Linked DNA regions of Homo sapiens: regions 2 and 3 are each linked to region 1. Evidence: chromatin loops called from intact Hi-C (ENCODE). Cell type or tissue: PC-3. All regions are shown on one strand.

The links. A loop is a pair of places that touch in the nucleus more often than their neighbours do. Peaks named below come from ENCODE experiments on the same cell type or tissue, not always from the same donor. Only the 100,000 strongest peaks of a DNase experiment are listed, where the experiment ranks them.
Region 2: it touches region 1 in a loop (2.6-fold over the local background); 2 of 110 quality-filtered maps call a loop at or near these places.
Region 3: a loop joins it to region 1, with 2.2 times the contacts of the local background. A loop is called at or near these places in 3 of 110 quality-filtered maps.

Annotation. Positions count from the first base shown.
Region 1 is chr4:98,569,215-98,577,214 of GRCh38, forward strand. The region is part of intron 1 of TSPAN5 (tetraspanin 5); the gene reads right to left. Among named protein-coding and RNA genes, the nearest start is that of TSPAN5, 85 kb to the right of the region's middle. In PC-3, no CTCF peak of the experiment used is centred here; DNase peaks (open chromatin) are centred at 2,377, 3,657 and 4,787; H3K4me3 peaks cover 554 bases; H3K27ac peaks cover 7,369 bases.
Region 2 is chr4:98,479,050-98,487,049 of GRCh38, forward strand. It overlaps TSPAN5 (tetraspanin 5), which reads right to left. Exons shown (of 8, transcript NM_005723.4): 3 at 7,689-7,835; 4 at 2,956-3,126. Among named protein-coding and RNA genes, the nearest start is that of TSPAN5, 180 kb to the right of the region's middle. In PC-3, no CTCF peak of the experiment used is centred here; DNase peaks (open chromatin) are centred at 682, 4,032, 4,332 and 5,182; H3K4me3 peaks cover 1,668 bases; H3K27ac peaks cover 5,964 bases.
Region 3 is chr4:98,518,062-98,526,061 of GRCh38, forward strand. The region is part of intron 1 of TSPAN5 (tetraspanin 5); the gene reads right to left. Among named protein-coding and RNA genes, the nearest start is that of TSPAN5, 140 kb to the right of the region's middle. RefSeq lists an enhancer at 787-866. In PC-3, no CTCF peak of the experiment used is centred here; a DNase peak (open chromatin) is centred at 4,740; H3K27ac peaks cover 3,025 bases.

The sequences.
Region 1 (8,000 bases):
CCACACCAGAATCCCAGGCCATGAAATGGAAATAGAAACAGTTCTATTCTCATTTTAAGGCAGTAAGCAGACAATCTGGTTTTATATATCCACTTCCTGAACTGGGATAACACGATGGAGAGATTAGCTCTGGCTAGGCTCATAAAATCAGTTTCTAAGCCTTGGTCCTCAGGGGACCAAGGATGTCCACTGGAACACACCGCCCTGCAGAACTCCTTGGGAAAACCCACTCTGACCATCTGCAGGGACGTCCTATTAGAAGGGATGTGGGAGGCAGCCTGATCTGGCTGCGGCAGAGTGCAGGATGGCTGGGGGTGCTCGTGTCAGCAAGCTAGCTCACAGGCTACAGACATAAGGTGACCAACAGTGTAAACTAGAGTAGAGGCAGTAGGAATGGAGAAAAACAGAGGAAAATACAAGAGACACTAAGGAAGTAAAAGAAATGCAAAGATGACTGGAGTTTCTATCTCTGGGACTCAGAGTGGGGCCCCCACCTTGGCAAGACAGAGAAGAAAATTTGCTGAACCTGGATGTGATTTGAGATATGTTCATTTGAGATGACACCATCAAAACTATACTCAGTCCAATGACTGGTTGGGACCATGATAGGACCATATTCATTAGATTGCTTGGTCACTCTATTCATTTCACAAACATTTACTGAGTGTCTACAATGTACCAGATATTACTCTGCCTGTCACTAGGGACCCCTGCCTTCAAGGAACTTACATGGTCCAGTGGTGTTGGCAGAGAGGTCAATTTACTATCATAGTAAATATAGTAGGTTCTATGATGGGGATGTGCACAGAGTCCAAAGGGAACATCTAAAATAATGAACACCAAGAGAGAGAGAACAAAACTTTTTCAGCCAAAGGAAATCAATTTTCTTTAAACAGAAGAATCAATGTTATCCTTTCATCTTCTTGAAGTTTTGAATTCATGGAAATGTTGATTTTTAAATCAAACATCAAAATCCTATCTAATTTTACTTCCTTTCACCCTATAAGTGGTAAAAAACAAATAGCAAGAGGACTGAAAAATACTCTTAGCTGAGAGATTGCAGCAACACATGTAGAAACTCCCAAAAAAATAAAGGTACATGCCAGATCTGTGACAGCCCACAGAAAGGCAAACATCTAGTACATGGGCCAAAAACCAAACCATACGTAAGGCACTGCCTACGTAAAGACCACAGATTCATTCAGTTTCATCATCTGGCACAAAGTTTCCAAACTGCAATTCATATTAACAATTACTTTCCATTGACTGAAAATTTAAAAGATCACAAATGACAAGAAAGGTAAAACTAGAGAAATGTGCCTTGTCTATAGGGCATATATAAATGCTGACTGCAAATTTCAGCACTTAGCAAGGTGGAGGGAAAAAAGAAAAATGCCACGTGAAAAGACACAAACGCAGTGTCTGAGCCAGCTTAGAGCCAGGATAGGTTAGGCAGAGGGAGGAACAGAAACAGAGAGAGATGGACTCAAGAAAGTATCCACATGAAGCCATATTTGCCTTTGAGAACCTAATGTGACCTAAGCCCTTGACCAGGTAAACGCTCTCCCATTTTGCCATCTCTCCTCTTTCATACTCCACCCCACTTATGTCCACATCGCACCTCCTACAGACCTGAGCCAAACTGGCTCTGAGCAACGCGTGCTGGGGCCTCACCTACCAGTACCCTGAGAAGGCCTGAGAACAGGGCCTCTCAGGGTGCCTGAGAGGTGGAGGTTGCAGCGAGCCGAGATCGCGCCACTACGCTCCAATATGGGCGACAGAGCAAGACTCTATCTCAAAAAAAAAAAGAAATCCATGTAGTAAAAGTTACTGTAACTCACTCAGAGGTCAATGGACCACTTGTCTATTTTCCTCATTCTAGCAAGTTCTAGCAGCCCTGATCATCTGGCTTTCAAATCAAAGGCTTATTATAAAACAGCAAATTCAAAATGGAGATGGGCTGGCCACTAGCCCTACTGACAAAAGCAAAACCAGACAGCCAAGGAGGGGACACACATCACATAAAGGGCGGTGTGAAGAACCGCGTGGACCCTGAAGTCCGTGGCCACTCATGGAGGGCAGGCTGCACGGGGGAGCGCAGAAGGGGCTGCTGGCGGGGAGGAGGGAGTCTGGGGAAAGGGGAAGTGCACAGGGTTACTGCAGGGGGGTGGCTGGCAAACCCCAGGCAGCCTGGAGCATTGCAACCAACAAGAAGTTCTCCCACAAACCGTTCTGGCTTTTTTTTTTTTTTTTCAAATTTACAATGTTAGTATAATGACTAAAAACAGTAACTAAAAGCACTACTAAACTGATAACAGCATTTTTATTATACCATTCTGGGTGAGGTAAGTAAAAAAAAACCACATACTGTGCAAGGTTAGGAAAATTTGACATCAGAAAGGGGGCACTTGTGTGTGTAAAGGTGAGGAGCTACCCATACGGTGGAAGGTTAGCCTTGAGGCTGACAAACCTGGATGCAAATCACGGCTGCTCCTCTCAGCTGTGTGTATGTAAAATGGGCATCAAACTATCTACATCATACGATTTTGTAAAGGAAAGGACCCAGGGCAGTGACCATTTCCTTTGGTGAATTAGTTTGTTCACACGTTCAAGAAACAAGTAACAATATGTACTACCAGACATTGTGGATATAACAGTGAACCTCCAAAATTTCTGCTGTCAATGATATTACAGTCCGGTGGTGGAGAGAGACAAGAAAAGGCAATTACAATATAATGAGAGAGACATTTTATTTATTTATTTATTTATTTATTTAGAGACACAGTCTCAACTCTGTCACCCAGGCTGGAGTACAGTGGTGCGATCCTGGCTCACTGCAACCTCTGCCTCCCGGGTTCAAGTGATTCTCATGCCTCAGCCTCCCAAGTAGCTGCGATTACCACCACACCTGGCTAATTTTTGTATTTTTAGTAGAGACGGGGTTTCGCCGTTAACAATTTTTTCCAGGCTAGTCTCGAACTCCTGATCTCAAGTGATCCGCTGGTCTTGGCCTCCAAAAGTGCTGGGATTACAGCCATGAGCCACCACACTGGGGCAGAGGGACATTAAGACCGTAAGCATAGGCACAATGCACTCTAGGGTCCCTGACCAATCTACAAACAGGGAGAACAAAGCCTGGACAGTGACACAGTTGTGAAGATTAAAGAGCTTTAATTAATTCCCACTTACTTCAGCAAATATTTAATGTGGCTGTGTACCAGCACTGTTCTAGGGGCCAGGGTCACAGCACAGAACAGACTGAGACCGCTACCTTCATGAAGCTTACGTTTGGGAAAGCAGGAAAAGTAAGATCATAAACACTATAAAGCCTACTACGTCTCAGACATTCTGTTTTCAGAGGGCAAGGAAGACTTCAGAAAGAGTTCATTCAAAGTGATTAAAAGAAAAACGTTTATGCTTAATGGGGGAACCCCTCAGCTATCTGAAAAGTTAGCTGTCCAAAATAACACAATCCTAGCACTAGCTGAGGTTTTAGTGTGCTCCCCTTTTACCTTCTTGACTTCCTTTTCTCTTATACCCATTAAAGTAAATATGGAGATGAAAAGATGTTGTAAATACATTTCCCTCACGTAGCACCTCTTCCTCATTCACCTGGAACATGTTTACCTAGTGTGACAATGAACAGTCCAGATTGTCTAACTCATGAGAAAGGGCCATGTCACAATCACAGTGATTTGTTTAAAGAATCTTGCCCACTGCATAATTAGCCTGTAGGTCACCATCTGTCTCTAAGTCCTCATAAAACTAACCATATGTTGTTTTCATCAAGGGCTGAACAAAAGTAACATAGACCCTTCTCCAAGGAAAATGCTACACGTTTCTTATGGAGAAAGAGGATATTGAGAGAATGCTTGGCTTCCCAGTTATTAATGCTTGGCTTCTCAGTTATTACCATATTTCCTTTATATTTAGAAAATTTTTATTTTGTTCTGTTCATGCTTTGACCATGGCTATTAACCCAAGCAACACTAACAATTGCTAGAAGTTTCTGAAGGGGGCTCTTCTAGGAGACATTGGGTAAATAGGCTTAGGGCCTCCAAATTTTATTTTTCCTCTGTGGTTTGACCTCGTAATATGAAGAGAAAAACATACAAGCAAATATATCTTATAAACAGTTCTATCTATTGTCCATTGCATTTAAAAATGCAAACTCATGAAATAACAACTTTTTAAATTTTGTATTTTGTACAGATAGAGTCTATGTTGCCCAGGCTGGTCTCGAACTCCTGCGCTCAAGTGATCCTCCCATCTTGGCCTCCCAAAGTTTTAGGATTACAGGCTTGAGCCACCATGGCCCAGCCGAAATACCAACTTTTAAATCATAGTAACACTATTCTAAAGTAGATAACAACTACAAGAGAATCTAAATCATCACTTGAAACTGTTTGAAAACTGTCATCGAATACTATTTTGATTTATGAGAGCAAGAATTCTCAAACTGTTAAGTACTGATCTTCTCACATCACCCACCAAGGACTAAACAATCTTAATAAGAAGCAGAAGTACAAAATGTTCTGAATTTTAGTTTGGTTTAGTTCATTTTTTAAACAAAATATGGATAAAAATTATCCCAAAAATGTACATACAGCTTAAAATTACATGGCAGGGAACACTGAAGCATTTAGGTAACTCAGGAATGTTAGAATCTCATGGTACAAGTGGATCATTAACACTGCTCTTATGATGCAGAGAAACCAGTTCATCAACTGCCTTCCCTGAGGGCATTACAAAATTAATCTGATCCTTGGTCTACAGATTCACGCATCAACTGTATTTACAAAACTGGCCACAATGTCATCATTTTAAAAAGGCCAAGAGTTTCCTACAAGGCTAATGATCCCATTTGGCCTGGGAAAGTATTTGTTGAACTGAATTGAATGGTGCAGAGAAGGGAATTTTAACTTTCCATATATCCTGACTCATTAATCCTCAAGTTAACCCGTTACCAAAAACAGCCAACCTCTCAAACCTTTAAAGGTTTATGCGCACATCATATTTCACCTACTTACTGACCTTGAATTGCATCTCTTCATTTTTTCTAAACTTACCAACAGTTGATGGGCAGGGTTCCTCGTCATAGAGTTTCACTAAAGGTTTATTTTACCCCCTGCACTGAGAGCACTTACCTTTCTCACGTGTGTATAATTTAAGCCTAATTCTTACAGGATATTTAACAGTTATCCCTCAGAGATCTTGAGCATTCTCCTAGAGACCTCTTTACCTTATGGCACTAGGTCTTACAATGAATGTTTCCAGTCTAACAGGGCCTTGATCTTCTTAGCATAAGCTGCAGTGCTTCATCCAAGGGCCCTATCAAGGTTTCTCCCCTTCCTTCCACGGCAATGTCCTAGGGTGTCACAAAGAATAGTAACAGCAGCGTGATCTAAGGGCAGAGAGACAGACCTGGCTTCCCATCCCGGCTCATACACTTCTTGCAATCCTGGTTTCAACTTTTCTAAATGGGAATGCCATCTCCTCACCCTTATTCAGGGTAGCTATGACTATTACCTAAAAGCACGAAGGGTGCCTAGCGACGGACCTGATCCCCAACAGACACATGGTAAATGGCAACATTACTGAAGAAGTTAGAGGCCGCTCTGCCTGGTGAAGTCTGCTTTTTGTAATCCATTTAAATGGTCTTTGTCCACTGTCCAATGCATTTAAGTCCTCCTAAAAAAGAAAAGGGCACCACGAAGATTAAGAGCTAGCCAGGTGAAGAGGGTGGCAGCTGGAATGTTCTGGGCCACAGGAAAAGCACAGACTCCGGAGTGTAGGAGCTGAGAGGTGCAGACAAGGGCCAGAGCCAGAGCCAGAGCCAGCACGCTGAGTGGAGAAGGAAACAGAGTCTTGTGAATCCCCTCTGCAAGGAACACCTCATGACACAGGGAAAGCTTACAATGTAGTGGCAAATTTTTAAAAATAAAGTACAAACTCAACATGAACAAAATGGATCCATATATACAAATATCTGGAAAACAAAAAATATAGAAAATTATTTAAAATATGTAAGTCATCAGAGATAATCGCTACTCACACACACATTCTCTCTCAGATTTATACATAGGCTTTCTGAATTTTTCACAAAAGTATTTGAGCACATAGTATATCTCTAACAGGCTGGCGGGCTCTTTTTTTTTTTTTTTTAAAGCCCATACTGTCAGTCTCTTTTCAATGAGACAATATAACTCCTAATCTTTCAGATCTAAGCTCTTCAATACACATACTACCTGAGAAGTTTGAAAGCCCCCAGTGAACCTTGTTCCCCAGCTCTTTCTGCTGATTCCCTTCTCTCTTTCTGCTAACGAGACGTCTGTGGTTATTTACTGGGTAATTTCACCAGCCAGAACCACTGGGGCTAATCCAAGGGTTTCTTTTCCTCAGAAACAAAAACAACAGCAGCAAAATCTCCTTATTTATAATATTCAACACCTCCCACAACAGTCACATAATATTCTAGAAACTTTTCCTCTTTCATCTACAATATCCTGAATATTGTATTCAATGCCATTCCCATCCATCTGCGCCCCCCACCCCACAAAAAAAAAAAAAAAAGTGGCTGGGCGTGGTGGCTCACACCTGTAATCCCAGCACTTTGGGAGGCTGAGACAGGCAGATCACAAGGTCAGGAGATCGAGACCATCTGGCCAACATGGTGAAACCCCATCTCTACTAAAAATACAAAAAATAGCTGGGTGTGGTGGTGCATGCCTGTAATCCCAGCTACTTGGGAGGCTGAGGCAGGAGAATTGCTTGAACCTGGGAGGCACAGATTGCAGTAAGCTGAGATGGCACCACTGCACTCCAGCCTGGTGGACAGAGCGAGACTCCATCTAAAAAAACAATAATAATAATAAAGGTTATTTTATGTCCTTTCTCAGCCTCTGATAACTTAGGTTATTCTGTTGCTTTCTGGATATTCACATTATTTACAAGAAAATTAAAAAAAAAATCAAACAGTATTAATTTCCTCTTTCCCCCTCAATTCATGTACACAATCCACTTTGCCAACATATTAAACTTCAAATGTTTCAATTAACTCAAAATCAACCTGCAATGTTACAAAACTTAAACTTACATTGCTAAGTCTACAATCACCACAAATATTGCCTTTTTCAAAAAGGGAAAATTTTTAAAAACATAGTTGTATATCAACCAAATTAGATTGTCTGAATATGTTGATTTTTATCTAGATATTTTGATTTAAAAAATGTCATGGGGCCATGAGCAGTGGCTCACACCTGTAATCCCAGACAACATACTTTGGGAGGTCGAGATGGGAGGATTGCTTGAGGTCAGAAGTTCGAGACCAGCTTGGGCAAAAAACTAAAAAATTAGCCAGGCGTGGTGGCATGTGCCTATAGTCCCAGCTACTTGGAAAACTGAGGATGGAGGGTCACTTGGGCCCAGGAAGTCCAGGCTGCAGTGAGCTGTGATGATACCTAGGCAACAAAGCAAGACCCTGTCTCAAAAAAAGGCCAGGACTAAGAATGATTTTTCTTTCAGCATACACCTATTTATTACTTTATTCTGTTTGTTTGTGTTGAGACAGTGTCTTGCTCTGTCGCCCAGGCTGGAATGCAGTGGTGCGATCTCAGCTCACTGCAACCTCCACCTCCCGTGTTCAAGTGATTCTCCTGCCTCAGCCTCCTGAGTAGCTGGGACTACAGGTACCCGCCACCACATCTGGCTAATTTTTTGTATTTTTAGTAGAAATGGGGTTTTGCCATGTTGACCAGGCTGATCTTGAACTCCTGACCTCAGGTGATCTGCCCACCTCGGCCTCCCAAAGTGCTGGGATTGCAGGTGTGAGCCACTGCACCCGGCCATATTTACTGCATTTTATTAAGTCTCCCCTCCTGGTATTCATGGAAATAGAAAATAACTGTTTTATATTCTGCTGAAAAATGAAACCCCAATCTAAAACTCAATTTGAGAAAAAATTATTCATACTTCTCTCTCATATTTCTGTTAACAGAGAA
Region 2 (8,000 bases), 90 kb before region 1:
TAGGTGGAAGAAGGGCAGAGCAGCTGTACAGCAGGGCTCAGTTAGAACAAGATCTGTTTGGCTTGGGCACGTCATTCTAGAAGGAGAAACAAGAACATTCTAGAAGGGTAAATAAGACACTAACGACAGTGGTAGTGACTGAAGGAGGCAACTGGGGTTATGGGTGGGCTAACTATAGCTTACTTTTTCAAAGTTTTGATCTCTACATTCTAATAGTTTTTTTAAAGATCTGTTTTGTTTTATGGAGCGCAGGGAGACCCCCTGAAACTATTGCTATGGAATAAAAGATGAAATGCTCCTGATTACTGGAAATACAAAATTGCATGCAGGATTGTGTAAAGACAATGCCAGGTTGGACTGCCAGAATGAGCCAACAGTGCGTGATGTGCTTCCCCCTGCAGAGAGCCTATGAATGGACGTGCAGTCAGGGAGGTTTCACATCACCAAGATTCCTATCCCAGAAAAGCAGATGTTCATAGCTCTGGGAATAGAATGCGACCTTTGTGGAGAGCCTATAAACAGACACATGAGGGGCACCTGTCCATATGTATAAGACAGGGCTATAAATGCCCTCATCTTGCCACGGCTCTTCTAGACCTCTTTAGGGTTAAGGCATACTCCCTTCTGAGAATTTCTGGTCTAACTGGTTGTGTAGCTTCACGTCCTGTTTCTATGGATTGTTTGTAACTGGCTTTTGCTGCAACTGTTACTGCTGACTAATATCTTGCTAATCATAGGTTGTGGAAAGACTGTGTTTCTGTTTTAAGGCTCTGTTAGAAATTACTGAAGCACACACTATATTGTAAATTCTTATCCCTGTATACTGTACTTTTGCATACAGATGTTATGTTAAAGAATTACTTCATCCCCATGTGACCATCTCACCTCATAATCAAATGACCTAAATCCCTCACTAACCTACCCCCACCCTCACTAAACTTAATAATAAATTCTGGTATATCCAGTGCATTGTTGGCACTGCGTGACCAGAAGGCGGTGACCCCCCTGGACCCAGCTTTCACTATCTTGTGTGTGTCTATTATTTCTCGACCTGCCGATCCGCCTGGGAACAGAGAGATCCCTGTTGCATTGCAGGCTGCTGGCCAGATCCCGCAATAATGGAGGTATAACTGACATACAATAAATTGCACATTTTAAAGTATACAATTTGATAAATTTTGACATCTGTATACATCACAAAAATGTCACCACAATCAATGGATATATAGTTGATATATCCATTACCACCAAAAATTTTAGAGGTTAACTTTTCATCATATTTGTTTCTACTCTGAGTTTGTTTAAAAACAAGTGCATGTGTTTTACATTTTCAACTTTAAAAAGTCAGTCTTCCAATTAAAATATATTAAAACAAGCGGTTAAATTCAGTGGTTCTTAAATGGGGCCGGAGTCAAAGGCTACTACACAAGCCCCTTCCTCACTTCCCTGGGATGCACTTTCTCTACTTCTCTGAGTTAAATAAATATCAAGTCTCAACCATTTGAAGACCTTCCGGACCAACAGCTACTTCTAAACATTACATTCCATGATGCAAAAAGAAAATCACATGAAACTGTAGTATTTCCGTTTAAAGCACACAGCATCCCAAGACAACATGGTCCTTCCAGGGCTTGGGTCATGCATTTCGAGGTGTGTCCACAAAGCTCCATCAATGTGTCATGCAAACTAGTCAGGAATAATGCCAGGAAAGGGATTATTAGGGAGCCTGCACCCATTAGGACCTAATAAAACAGTGAAGTCGGCTGAGGACATGAATCAGGGCTTAATTTCCCACTTAAGGGGCAGCTTACTCCAGGACGAAATGTTGCTGCCACTGAACAAAACCACATAACCCTGCTCAGTCCTGAGTGCCTAAGGAAGGGGATGGCCTCCCTCATAAAGAGTGTCAACATGGCTGCTGCCTCCCTTCATCACAGGCAGACAACTATCCAACCCCAAGAAGGCTACCGTTCACTGGGCTTCTGCTTGCCCTCCGGTCCTGCCATATACATGAATGCCACAGACACCGCTGTCCAAGTCCAAGCTCAGCCTACCCGACTTTTCAGTGCAGGTATATAAAGACCTGCAAGTTTGTAGGACCCTAACACCTTAGCCTAATATAAAAACATGTATGTCTCATTAGTGTCATAATATCCCTGTGAGTTAGACAGTAGCTAGTATTATTTCCATTTTGCTATTGGGGAAATAGGTCAAGGTCCTGTGAGCCCAGGGTCCCTTATCAGATTTTGGCACTAGACCTGTGTCTTTTGGTCCCTTGCATTCTGAGTGAAACGGGACATCTGCTGCTTTGCTGGCACTGAAAGAGCCATTTCACAGGCATGCTCAGAGACGGGAGGGAGTGGCCTGGACTCCAATGCTCAGGGATAGGAGAGAGTGGCCCGGATTCCACTGCACAGATTCTTCACTTGTTAGAAGCCACTAGGACTTAGGAGTTTCTAAGCTTTTGCTTTTAACTGCATGTGCAATAATAATATTTGGATAGGCACATTTTAGGAACTTTGTGGCAAATTATTCTGTTGATAAGTAGATTATTATGAGCTGTGAAATATCAAGGATTACCAAAAAAGGGGGCAAGGGATAAGAAAGAATCCATATTTAATAACCAAAGAAAACTTTAAACCCGGAGCAAAACAATGTTCCTCAAATGCAAATAGGAAAGGACAGCCATGATTATAACGTTTTGCTCAAGCATTTTCTTCTTTGTTCCTCTAACTTAACAGAAGTTGAAACAAGTGAAAATAGGAAATTTCCATTTAGAATACAAATCCTGTAAGTCACAGAGCAAGTCGGAAAATAATAAACAAACAAACAAACACCCATGCAGAATAGTCAGGTAGTTTCCAGCTGGCAGATGCAGAAACCAGGAGGGATGAAATTCACTGGGGTCATCGTTCAGAGAACTTTCAACTTGAAAACAAACCACTTTAAACTTACATATTCCTGGGTGAAGTCTATGAGGTTTTGCAAATCAATGTCATCCCGATATGCTCTGATGTTGTTGTTTATAAAGAAATACAGCTGGTCTTTGATCCAGTCTTTGAAAACAAATGCTAGAACTCCGGCAGTGAGCTCCAGGAAGAAAATAATTCCCAGGAACACAGAAAACTAAGATAAAAGACACATACACAGAGAACAGTTATAAGGGCTATTTTGATCATATATAGCTAAATGGTTCCTCTCTAAACAGGTTTGTAATTACATTGGATTGTTACACATCTCCAAAGCAGATAATCTTCAGTTTCTGCTGATTCATTAATAGAATATTACACTCCAAGAAAGGACTTTTAAAAATCATTTTATAATCACATTTTAGGGTCTCTAGTGTTCCATTTGATAATTAACCAACAAAGCCCATAAGCAAACATGGATAATAAGGATTTCTCATTAGACCCACATTAAGGCCTAATTAATTTCTCATGATTAATGTACTGCCAGATGCTTGTAACAATGACCTGCCCCTATCTCTAGTAAGCTTCTGTAACTTGAAAGATAGATTATTCCAATATTTTAAGATCGCCTGTCACTTGTTACTGTGGCCTTGATTCTCTATGCAATATATTCCTTTTATGGATTCAGACACCATTTTAATTCTCTTTTGCACCTGCTATACAGGGTAAAATAACAGATGTGTTCATCTTAGATGAAGGGGTCAAAGAGGAAGTAGTGGGGTGGGCAGTGACCGCGAAATGAAAGTTATTTCCCATCATAAAAACAAAATGAAACCCCTGAGTTGAGGGCTTTCCTGGGAATGCTAGCTGTGCTTGCCTTCCTCTAGGAAGCATGGGCCCCAGCAACATTTTAAGTGACATCAAAATGCAGCCAAGGGGAGACTTCCGCTTAATGTAGACAACAGGGGTTTTAAAAGAGGGGCTCAAGACCATGAGGCAACGTGGTAACTGCCCGTAACTCTGGAGAAATTCCCCTTCCATCTAGAAGACTCAGAAGAGTCTCAGCTTAGTCATATCGACTTACTGCTCACGCCCACTGTTTTTTCCACCTCCTACCATCCTGTATTCTTAACCTTCTCAAACTTTGTTGTTAAAATAGATTATGAGAAATGAGCTGTGAAGGACCAGAGGGTACAGTGCGGGTAAATTTCTGGTGACAACAGCAGAGAGGGTGACATGGGCCACAACTGCTGGGCAGAGGTCCTGAAGGCCACATGCAGAAGAACAGTGAGCAGCTGAGGAGGCAGGGGGTGCTCAGGTGGTCTGCGGTTCTATCTTCAGCAAGCAGACAAGGAGCTGCCAGCCAAGAGAAAAATGTATTGGGGAGGGGTGCAAAGGAAACAGCAGTTACTCATTAAAAGAACAAAAGACAAACAATGTTTATTCATTCAGCAAACATCTACTGAATGACCCACAATGAGTCAGGCCCTGAGGTAGGTGGGCTTTGCAGAAACAAGGATGAGTAAGAACAAGGGGTATCCTTGCCTTCGAAGATGTCCCAGTCTTATGTGATTAGGGAGGCTAGGCAGGGAGTGGGTATCTGCAGACATTAGATGTCTGTAGATCTGGCAGTATTTGTCTAGGGTGCCAAGTACTGCTCTGTGAGGGTGGGCACGGGAGGAGGAGTGGAAGGTGGAAATAAGTGTTTGGCAAAGTTTTTGGACTCCCAGGTTAAGGCCCCAATTCTAGACCCTCCAGCTCAGCCCTTCAGGTTTCCCTAGAGTTCCTGATTATATATCCTTCAGGAATTCGCCAGAAATGGAATTTAAACAGTTCTTAATTATCATCAGTGATGCCAATAATTTCAATTTAAACTTTCCCCAATCTAGAAAAATGAACAGAAAAAATATCACACCACTTCTGCTCAATGCCTACCCTACAGTGTAAATAACGCCCTGCCCTGTATTAGGCCCCACCTTAAGCATGTAAATATGAATTATGAATTATCACAGTACAGAAATGACAAAATTATAGCTAGCATGCATGAGCATACACAGGAAACACCAAGTCAGGGAAAGATTTTAATTCAGTTTTTGTTCTCACCTCCATAAAAGTTAAGTGCATTTTCCAGTTCCCCTGGTAAATTTTCTCTTCATGTTACATATTATACATACCAAAAATTGAGTCCAAATTCAATTCATATAAAATATTTGGCAGATACCTACATGCCCCAAGCCCTGTTGAGCTAATTTCCTCTATTTCCAAAGGTGCAGACACTGACTCACAGGCTTCACCCTAGAGCCTCGGTCAACCAAGAAGGTCTATTTCCATTTTGCAGTATCTTAGTTCCTAGATTTTCCCTCAGCAAGTCTCCTAGGGGAATCAGATCTTTAGAGCTATTTGGAGTCCTGTGGACGTTTACTTACTACTTATCTCATACCTTCTGTTCGAAGATTATTCCAGGCAAGTTTTTATTGTTTGTCCTAAATGGAGAGAGGCCATTTAAGATATTTTCCAAGTCTTAAAAGCCAAGAAACAACACAATTCTCTTCATTTCCAACATGAGACTTTATAAATTAAGGTGCTGATTTAGAGAAATGTGTAGTTTTCTGCCTGTTCAGTTAACACTGGACTCTTCAACTGTAAGAAATGATAAACTATATTAAAGGGGCCACCACTATAAATGAAACTATATTAAAGTAAATCACAATTAAGGGGACTGAGCAGGTGCAGTGGCTCATGCCTGTAATCCCAGCATTCTGGGAGGCTGAGCAAGGTGGATCACTTGAGGTCCGGAGTTCAAGACCAGCCTGGCCAACATGGTGAAACCCCATCTTTACTTAAAAAAAAAAAATACAATTCAGAGGATCCCAGCCAGGTATGGTGGCTCACGCCTGTAATCCCAGCACTTTGGGAGGCTGAGGCGGGTGGATCACCTGAGGTCGGGAGTTTGAGACCAGCCTGGCCAACATGGTGAAACCCCATCTCTACTAAAAATGAAAAAATTAGCCAGGCACGGTGGTAGGCTCCTGTAATCCCAGCTACCCGGGAGGCTGAGGCAGGAGAATCGCTTGAATCCAGGAGGCAGAGGTTGCAGTGAGCCGAGATCACACCATTGCACTCCAGCCTGGGCAACAAGAGTGAAACTCCATCTAAAAAAAAAAAAAAAAGGATCCCACATTTTGGGGCATGGAGGCCGAAACTGATGAAATAGTGGCAACAGATGAGTATGACCAGGACCCAATCAGGCTACAGGAAAGCTGGCAAGGTGAGCTGAGCACTGGAGCACTGAGATGCCTCAAGCCAAGAAGACTGGCAGGTTGGCAGGTGGCAATCAGGGACAGAGCTCTCCTGGGGGCTCCCCAGGTTTCTGACTAGGTGAAGAATGAAGCATTTGGTTGTGTGTGTATGAGAGAGGGAGGGAGAGAGAGAGAGACACTGTGTGTGTGTGTGTGGCAAAGGAAGGATCTGGCAGATAAGGCAGATGGAGTCTTAGGAAACTAGCTACAGCCACTGTGGTCCCATGTATCCACAAGAGAGAACCAGCTGCTTGTGAACTTATCTGTAAGACCAGGTACCCCTCGGTTCTCCTTGTTAGAATAAGTCATGCTAATTTTCAGGTTAAATAGCCTCCAAAAACTTCTCCGAGACAGAGCTGCTCAGAAATGGGCTGCCCTGGGTGGGGCACACCGTGTACCCTCTTCTCAGGGATGTTTAAGAAAAGACGCTGGAGGATGATGTGGCAGAAATGCTGGGGAAGAGAATCACACATTACATGACTATTGGGCTACTTCTTGGATATGCTTTTTTTTTTTTTTTTTTTTTTTAATGAGAATGTCCCTGGATGATGATGTGTCAACAAAAGTTGGGAATAACTGTGGTAACAGGAAATATTACACTACAACTGTTCTCTAGAAATCTCCACCATCCCCATCCTTCCTCAGCAAATGAAGGTGGGTGCTTTGGATCCTTTCTCTGTTCTTAGAAAGGGGAATGGATGCTTCGTATAGAGAGCTATGATTCAGACGCCCATCAGAGTGCCAAGCTCCATGCTGACAGGCACATTTGGCTACATTCAACAACCCTATATAAGATACATAAACGGCACATGCCATTTTCTTCTCCTTTGAAACGAGTCTCCAACGCAAAGGCTTTCACTTTTCATTCTCTATTTTAACTTTAAATACCAGTGAACCCCCTGGTGAAACCTCTCCTCTACAAACATTCACTCAGACAGTGATCACGCCAACCGCACCACATCTAAAAATTACAAAGGAGAACTTTGTACCAGCTAAGGACAAAGAAGCTTTACCTTTTACTGTTTCTCCATATTTAGCAAAACCTACTGCTTAACAGATTTAATCTGGACAGGCCACAGTCACTGTGCTTTTGCCTGGTTTCTCCAAACCAACAGCCTGCACAGCTCCCCACTTACTATGTGCATTAAAACGGTGGGAAGGAATCACTTAGAAGAAAATATATATATATACCTACCTTAGTCCTAAAGATATCTTAGGGAATGGAATCCAAGTCTGTGATATATATGCACAAAACCTCCATGGATGGCATGGTGGGGTGGTGGGGGTGGTGTTGTACTTATTAAGGAGGCACAACTGGGAATCAGGGCTAGAGAGCTCTCTCAAAAGAAAATAATGACCTGGGCCCTACTTTGGCCAGTGCCTTTGGTACAGCTCACTGTCTTGCCTGTAGATAGGGTGACCTCCTGATGGAAGGTAAAGTTTTGGCTCTCAATCTGAGAGTAGAGAGTGGAATACTTACAAACTTGAGAAGGAAAGTGTTTTCCCGTAGCGCTCCAATGCACCCTGCAAATCCCAAAATGAACATCACTCCTCCCACCACAAGGAAGAGCCAAACTGGGTCAAAGCCGCCGAGATCGGTGATGGAAGAGATGTTGGACAGAACTCCCTGGGAGCAGAAAAGAACACACAACAAGGCACGGGGATGTGGGGTCAGTTTTCCAACATGTAAAGATTATTGCATTTGTCCTTTCCCCTCCCAAAGAAAACCTTCAGAGGGCATCTGATTATCAGGTATGTGATTAATACTTAAGAGAGGAAAGAAAGAGAGAGA
Region 3 (8,000 bases), 51 kb before region 1:
ATGCACACTGTTTTTATGTTGAAACATCTTGACTTTTTTTTTTTTTTTTTTAACTTTTCCTAGGCTCAAGTGATCCTCCCCCCTTTAGCCTCCAAAAGTGCTGGGATTACAGGCGTGAGCCACACCACACCCAGTCTATCCTGACATTTAAAAACAAGGTATGATAAAGGTTAATGCAAATAAAAACCAAAATAGAATTATTCTTTAAGGTAAAAGTAGGATTATATCATTCAACTTATTTAATGAATATCTTCAGTATATACCAGCCACCATGCTAGGTGCCAGGGATAGAAGGGTGAAAAAGAAAATGAATGATATCTTTTCTTAAAGAGCTAATGGTCTGGTGGGAGTGGGTGGGAGATACATAAATAAAATGACAACTCAATTACAGAAATGGAGCATTCCCAGAGATGCACATGGGTTGCCACAGAAACTATGAGATCACTGCAGGGGTCAGAGGAAGCTTCCTAGGAAGTGACACTTGAACTGTATTTTAAAGAGACGGCGATAGAAAGACTATCTCCTGTAGAGGCAACAGCTTATCCAAAAGGATCAAAGCCTGAAACAGCATCTCCCTTCAGGAACCTGCAAGTGGTTCCAGGGCTGGAGCAGAGAGAGCCAGACAAGGCACTAGGCAGGCTATGGTCCCGCACCAGTGGTAGCACCAGGGAACTTGTCAGAAATGCAAATTCTGAGGCAGCTCGAGACCTACTACATCAGAAACTCTGGGGGCAGGGCCCAGCAAGTTCTGTCTTCTTAACAAGCCCTGCAGGTAATTGTGACATGTGTTGAAGTTTGAGAACCTCTGGGCTAGAAGGGTTAAGGCCTGATCAGCATAGCTGTATGTGTTATGGGTACCAAGGGACCAGCAAGCCATGGGAAGCCAACCAAGGATTTTAAGCAAAACAAGTTATCAGATTTGCATTTCAGAAACATCTTTCCAGCACAGTACAAAGAATGAATTGAAGAGAGATGAGACTGCAGGTAGCAAGACAAATTGGGAGGCTACTAATTTGGTGAGAATGACATCAGCTGAAAAAGGAAGAGGCAGCCGCAGCAAGATGGAGACAGCAGATGAAAAGGCAGAGACTCTATGGACTCAGTGGCAGGAAGCAGCAGGGTACAAGGTTAAAATTATGGGCCTTTAGGTCCAGGTGCAATGGCTCAGTCTGTAGTCCCAGCACTTTGGGAGGCCAATGTGGGAGGATTGCTTGAGTCCAGGAGTTTGAGACCAGCCTGGGCAACACAGTGAATATAAAAAATAAATATGAAAATAAAATTAAAAAGATTAGCCGGGCATGGTGGTATGTGTCTGTGGTCACAGCTACTTGGGAGGCTGAGTGGGAGGATCGCTTGAGCCCAGGAGTTCAAGGTTACATTGAGGTATGATCACGTCACTGCATTCTAGCCTGAGTGAGACAGTGAGTCTGTTAGAAAGGAAAGGAAAGGAAAAACAAGAGGAAAGGCAAGGAAAAAAATGAATGGATGAAGGGGAATGTCCTGGGAGGTGAAGAAAAGAGTGCAGTCTAAGAAAACGTCCCAGTTTTTAGCTTAAACAACTTGGCAGGCTTTTGGTGTCATTTACAAAGTTAGGAATACTAGAAGTGGAGAATATTTGGAGAGAAATATCAGTTTTAGATTTCAGTTTTAGGCGTTATTACCAAGACAGATGTCAGACACTGATGTGGAAAGATTCTGACTCTTGCACAAGGAAATCTGGGGGCTGGACAGCAGTTGGCTCTAGAGTCAAACTTAGCTTAGCATTCAGGTTCCACCATTACTGGCTGTGTGACCTCAGACAAGTAATTTAACTTGTCAGTCCTCTACTTCTTCCTCTACAAAACACAGAGACAAGTGGAATCTATCTCGTGGGGTCATTGGGAAGACTAAATGAGATAACGCATGTGCTCAAATAACGTGCTTAAAGTGTGTGGCACATGAAAAGGTGCCTGGCATATGCCTGGCTCAATAAATAACTGACTGTGGTTATCATTAAGGCTACATATAGTCTGGAGGAAAGAGGATCAAGGCATTGTCTTAGAGAGCATGAAGATGTATGGGGCAGTGTACAGAGGGGACCAAAAGGGGAGATTCAGAAGAATTAGATAAAAGGGCAGCAGGAAACCAAGAAAGAGGTGCCACCAAAGCCCATAGAGCAATTACACATTAAGTAGGGGAAGGGGCCAGCTCTACTAAGCAAAGGGGTGGCAACAGTGGAGACTGTTTGTGTTCCGTTAAGTGAAAATTAAAACATAGAGCAACAAGAAAGCATTAAAAAAGTAACTTCCCTCAACTCAAATGAGTCCAGCATGACCACCAGACACTGGGCATTGTGTGGCTAGGTAAGATGAGTTGGGAGGCACGGAAACTGCCAAAAAGGAACTCAGGACTGGCCTGGGGGCACCTCTGTAATATCTGGAAATATCCGTTACCTTACGTAGGAGACAAAAGGGAGGCAGTGTTACACAATGTGTTCCAAAGACCATCAGACGGGGAGTCAGGAGCCCCCAGGTGTAGTGGCGAGCTGCAGAGTAACTGTGTGTGACCTTGGTCAAGTCACTGAATGATAGTCTCCTCAAGTGTAAATGGGTAATAACACCTGCTGCAATGTCACAAGACTGTGACTGTCAAACACAGGGAAGACATTTGGAAAAGAATATGTTGCATAGATACAGGATAAATTAAAATACCACCTTTTATCCATTTCTTAAAATAACAGAGATATAACGCTGCAGTTATGGCTGTGTCATCTGGTACCTGCACTGCCTTTAGAAGGCAGCACAGATTAGCCATTCATGGAATCGGTACTTATCTGGTGCCTATTTCCAGAAGAGTTTGTGTGGGGAGACAATTCTCACATCTACACTTTTTTGGGGGGCAGGGTGGGGGGGATAGAGTCTCGCTCTGTCGCCCAGGCTGGAGTGCAGTGGCGCAATCTCGGCTCACTGCAACCTCCACCTCCCCGGTTCAAGCGATTCTCCTGCCTCAGCCTCCTGAGTAGCTGGGATTACAGGTGCGTGCCACCACGCCTGGCTAATTTTTGTATTTTTAGTAGAGACAGGGTTTCACCATGTTGGTCAGGCGGGTCTTGAACTCCTGACTTCGTGATCCACCTGCCTCGGCTTCCCAAAGCACTGAGATTACAGGTGTGAGCCACCTTATCAGCAAGGCACTGACATTACAAGTGAGTCCTTCGTTACTATCTTTTCAAGAAAATTTGAACAGCAGATAGCCTTGAAAGATTCAGTGTTTCTTTACAGAGCAAGGGTCAGGGAGACTTACTGCCCATTATAAAAGATCGGAGTTCCCTAAGTTCAGGGTTCCTCTCCTAGAATACAACTCACTATGTATCACCTGGCCCTCTCTGCACCACCCTGTAAGAATTAGGGCTCAGGGAAAGTGTACAAAAATATTGATCCTCTGGTTCCTGGCATTGCTGTGATTAATAAAGTCCTATGTGTCTGCCCCAGCAGTGTGATGCCTTCTGCCAGGATTTGTGACACTGTGGCAGGATAACTTGTTTGCTGGCATGCAGGGTGAAATCTCAGACCCTTCACAGTCCTTGACACTCAGTGTTATTGTTCCACAGAAGAGTTTGGTGTCTTAGATTGTTCTCCAGCCCCCTGGCTTGCTTCAGCTTGCCCTGTGGGATGTCAGCACCATCAGAGCTGAGGAGGCTGCTGAGATATTAATAGCTATTTTTAAAACACTTATCACAAATGCTCTCTCTATGCCTATATATCTGTGTGTGTTTTTGAATTTTATTTTGTTTTTGTGGGTTCTGTTTTTTTTGTTTGTTTCACTGATGAAATCTTTCTTTTCTAAGAAACACAGGACATTTATACATTTAAAGAGAGGAAAAGTGACTGTTATTAAACAGATGTCTGTGCTACAGTCAATATATCATTCTTTCATTTTAAAGTGTTCTAATTTAACTGTAAATATTAAAAGTTCCTAAGAAATAACTCCATGTTTCAGGTACATTTTAGTAAACATCTTGCCTTTGAAATAATTGAAATGCCAGGAGAATGTAACTTCAAAGCTTCAGACATTGTACAGAATGAGCTGAATGGTGTTTCCTACACTTACACGCTCCCGTGGCCTATGTGCCCAACCCCCACATTAGGCAAATCCACTACAGAAAACTATACTCAGAGTACACTGACTTCTTGTTAGAATTCAGAAAGCTTCTTTAAAATGAAACCTGATTGATAACATTAGCAACAAAGTCATCCAAGAAGTCATCTCTGAGAACCTCAAGTCCACGCTGAAACAGGAAGTGAATTTTCTCCTGGTGGGCCTTTTGAAATAAACGCTCCATCTTAAAAATGCCAGGACCCTTCTTAATAGCTATCATAGAAGTTATACCTCCGATCAAATCAACCATTTACAAAAAGAATGATGACAGGTGCCTTCACTTCAAGCTCTGTTTTCATATTTCCATACCCATGTTTAAAATCCCCTTAATAGTTGCACTGAACTGACGTCATCTTTCTGATGCTTTATAAATTCAATCAAAACCTAAAACATCTTGAGAGATGAATGCAGGATGCATGGGGCATAATCAGGAGATCCCAATCCATTGATTATCATGTGAAAGAAGGCACAGAGGCAATTAGTCCTTTGTTGTGGATGACAAATAACCTCCACATAAAATGTTCTATACACTGAGGCATCTTTGATCCATCTTACTGGCTCAGTGACTCACAAAGGAGGAAGGAGGGGGGATGTCTGAAAACAAAAGGGCAGCCTGACGACACCATTTAGTTATTTATTCTGTATGTTCAGCTCAGTTTTTCCTCTTTCCAACTTTTCATGATACTATAAAAAGAAATGGAATGGATTCCTTTCAACCAAGAACATCAGCACTGCATACTAAGAAGTAAAGTACTGGCTTAACACAGAGCCCACAGAAGCCACCGAATATCATCCTCTCTCCTTAGTTAGGTATTTTTTACAAGGAAAATGGGTTTTGACAAATCATTCTTTTATATGTTCTTTTATATAAGACTTTAATGCACAGACTCTTGGAAATTAATTTACATATAAGACAAACTATTCACAGCTTCAGGAGAGAAGGCTGGGTTCTCAACAAGCACTGCCTTGGAAACTATCCATGTGTGTGCACTCTGGAATTTTCCTTTTCTGTTAGAATTGTTTGGAAGAGTCTCCTGATGAACAACAGCATGAGGGATGTGAATAAGCGTCCCTTATTTCCTCTGGTTTAAAGACATCCATAACTTTTTGTTCTCTGAATAAAAGTGGCATGACATTAAAGTGAGTTGAAGATATAAAAGCATGTGCTAGAGATCAGCAAGCTTCTAAAATGATTTACTAATTCAGATGAATATTAAAAAATCAACATGGAAATAAAAATTATGGTTTTTTTTTGAGACAGAGTCTCCGTCTGTTGCCCAGGCTGGAGTGCAGAGGCGCGTGCTCGGCTCACTGCAACCTCTGCCTCCCGGGTTCAAGTGATTCTTTTGCCTCAGCCTCTTGAATAGCTGGGATTACAGGTGTGCACCACCACACCTGGCTAATTTTTGTATTTTTTAGTAGAGACAAGGTTTCGCCATGTTGGCCAGGCTGGTCAACATGAACTCTTGGCCTCAAGTGATCCACCTGCCTCGGCCTCCCAAAGTGCTGGGATTACAGGCATAAGCCACCGTGCCCAGCTTTTATCTTTAAAAATTAAGAGGACTGCTAATTTCCTGAAGTTAAAACAGAAAGTATAAAGGGACCATACAAATTATAAATAGTGACACAGCCAAATGAGCCTGACCTCTGATGACAAACCTTGGTTCAAATCTGGGCCCCAGCATTTAATGGATGTGGCCTGGGCAAGCTGACACTCTCAATTTTCTCTCCCATAAATACAGACTATTGCCTAGCATTCACATAGCATTGATATGAGGATCAATGAGTTAAGGTATGTGTTTTATGTATAGTAGGCACTCAATAAACACACTATTATTGCCATTAAAAGTGTAATTAAAAAGTCTCTTACCTAAGCACAATATAAGGTCACTTTTCAGATAACAAAAAGAAACTATCACATCATCTGTGCATTATTCAGTTAATCTAGCAGATTTGTATCAGAACCGAAATAGCATATACTATGGGGAAAAAAGATTGCAAAGAGGACCTAAAATCCTTTTTTCCTTTTGCAAGAAACTTCTTTTCATTTTTGATACAAGATTTCATTTAAAGCTGTTTAACCAGAGAGGGTCGCCATGGGAAAGTAAACCGCTGACAGAATATATTAGGTTCACATTAATTTACAGTGGTAGCATAATGCTTATGAAAAATAAGCTGGCTGGAAGCCCACAGTTTGCCCTTGAGCCTCAGTCAGCAGGGAAGTTTTGTGCAATATGATTAGTAAATGAGGAGACCCTAGGTGATTAATTAGTGCTCCATGTCAATCCTATCAGACAGGCTTTCAGCCAGTAACGTAAATAAGCCACCTGATTTTAAACTTCCTCCTCTTAAAACTGACGTCCATGTGAGCATGACTTTGTCAAACACTTAAATATTGAAGGAAGATTTCCTCCAAATCTCCTTTAAGATAAATCCTGCTTCCTTTGACACACACTTTAGCTCTGGTAAATGGCAGACTAGATGGGAAAGAATCTAAATAAGGAAGCTTGTCTGAGAATTCTGAGTACTGAATTAACAAAACTCATTTCATAAGTCCCTATTAACTGTTCAATGCTCAAAAGAGAAAAATCTGACTATGAATAGATTTACTGCCTACACCTGTGTACCAGTCAGTAACTTTTCCCAGACTTTACTATGCAGTTATGTTTTTAAAAATCTTTTTACTGTGTGTCATTAAATTGTTAATGATCTGTTTTTTATCTATAATTTCCTAGATATTTCTGATATGTATTTTATCAAGGTATTGTCCCAAGAGAGATGTTTCTATGGCCAGGTCTGTTAGTTTACGTAGCTGCACAGTCACTTCTCTGGTATCTATTACTATTTCAGTCAAGCTTCTTAAATTAGATTTAAAAGGGAAAGAAACAGCTTTCCTAAATTAAATCAGTTCCTTTAAATGAGGTTGACCCTTGAGTAGGTAATTTGTGTAAACATAAAATGGGTCCTGCTCTTCCTAAAATCTTATCACTAGGTTCTCAAAACTGGGCTCCAAATGTGAGATGTGGTGTACAGCAGGTCTTCGAGAAATGTCATTTTGTTCAATGTCGTTTCCTTCAGTAACATTGATGAGAGGCCGGGGCCATTGTGCAGAGTTTGCACATTTGCCCCACGTCTGCATGGGTTTTCTTTGGGTACTCTGGTTTCCTCCCACATCCCAAAGATGTGTGCATTAGGTGAACCGAACTGAAGTGTCCACACGGTCCCTGTCTGAGTGAGTGTGGATGTGTGATGGAATGGTGTCCTGTCTAGGGTGGGTCCCTGCCTTGTGCCCTGATATGCCAGGACAGACTCCAGCCACTCTCAACCCTGAACTAAAATCATGGAATCATTGAGTAAATAATTATTTTGTTTTTATTAATCCTTTCTCTTGTTTTCGAGACAGAGTCTTGCTCTGTCCCCCAGGCTGGAGTGCAGTGGTGAGATCTCGGCTCACTGCAACCTCCACCTCCTGAGTTCTGTATATATAGCTCACATTTATTTCAATGTTTAATATTAAAAGTGTTTTGAATCTTTACTTAGTTTGCTGATGTTTTTGTGACCAGAAATATGTCCTAGCAACTTCAACTTTTGTCTGTATCAAGTAGCCTATGGTAAAATTAGATTTCTTATACATACATGTCATTTTGCTTAAAGTCACAGTTTCCAAATAGATGATCTTAAGTGAGGACTTACTGTATCTGTATAATTAAGATATAAGTATTCCATTCTTGTCTGTATACTATTTTCTCATTGTAGATGAAAGGCTCTATATGAATAAAATACTGCATATAAATATACTCACATATAGAATCTACAGATCACCGTGTACATACACAGAAACATCAAAGGTGTCCTAGGCTATA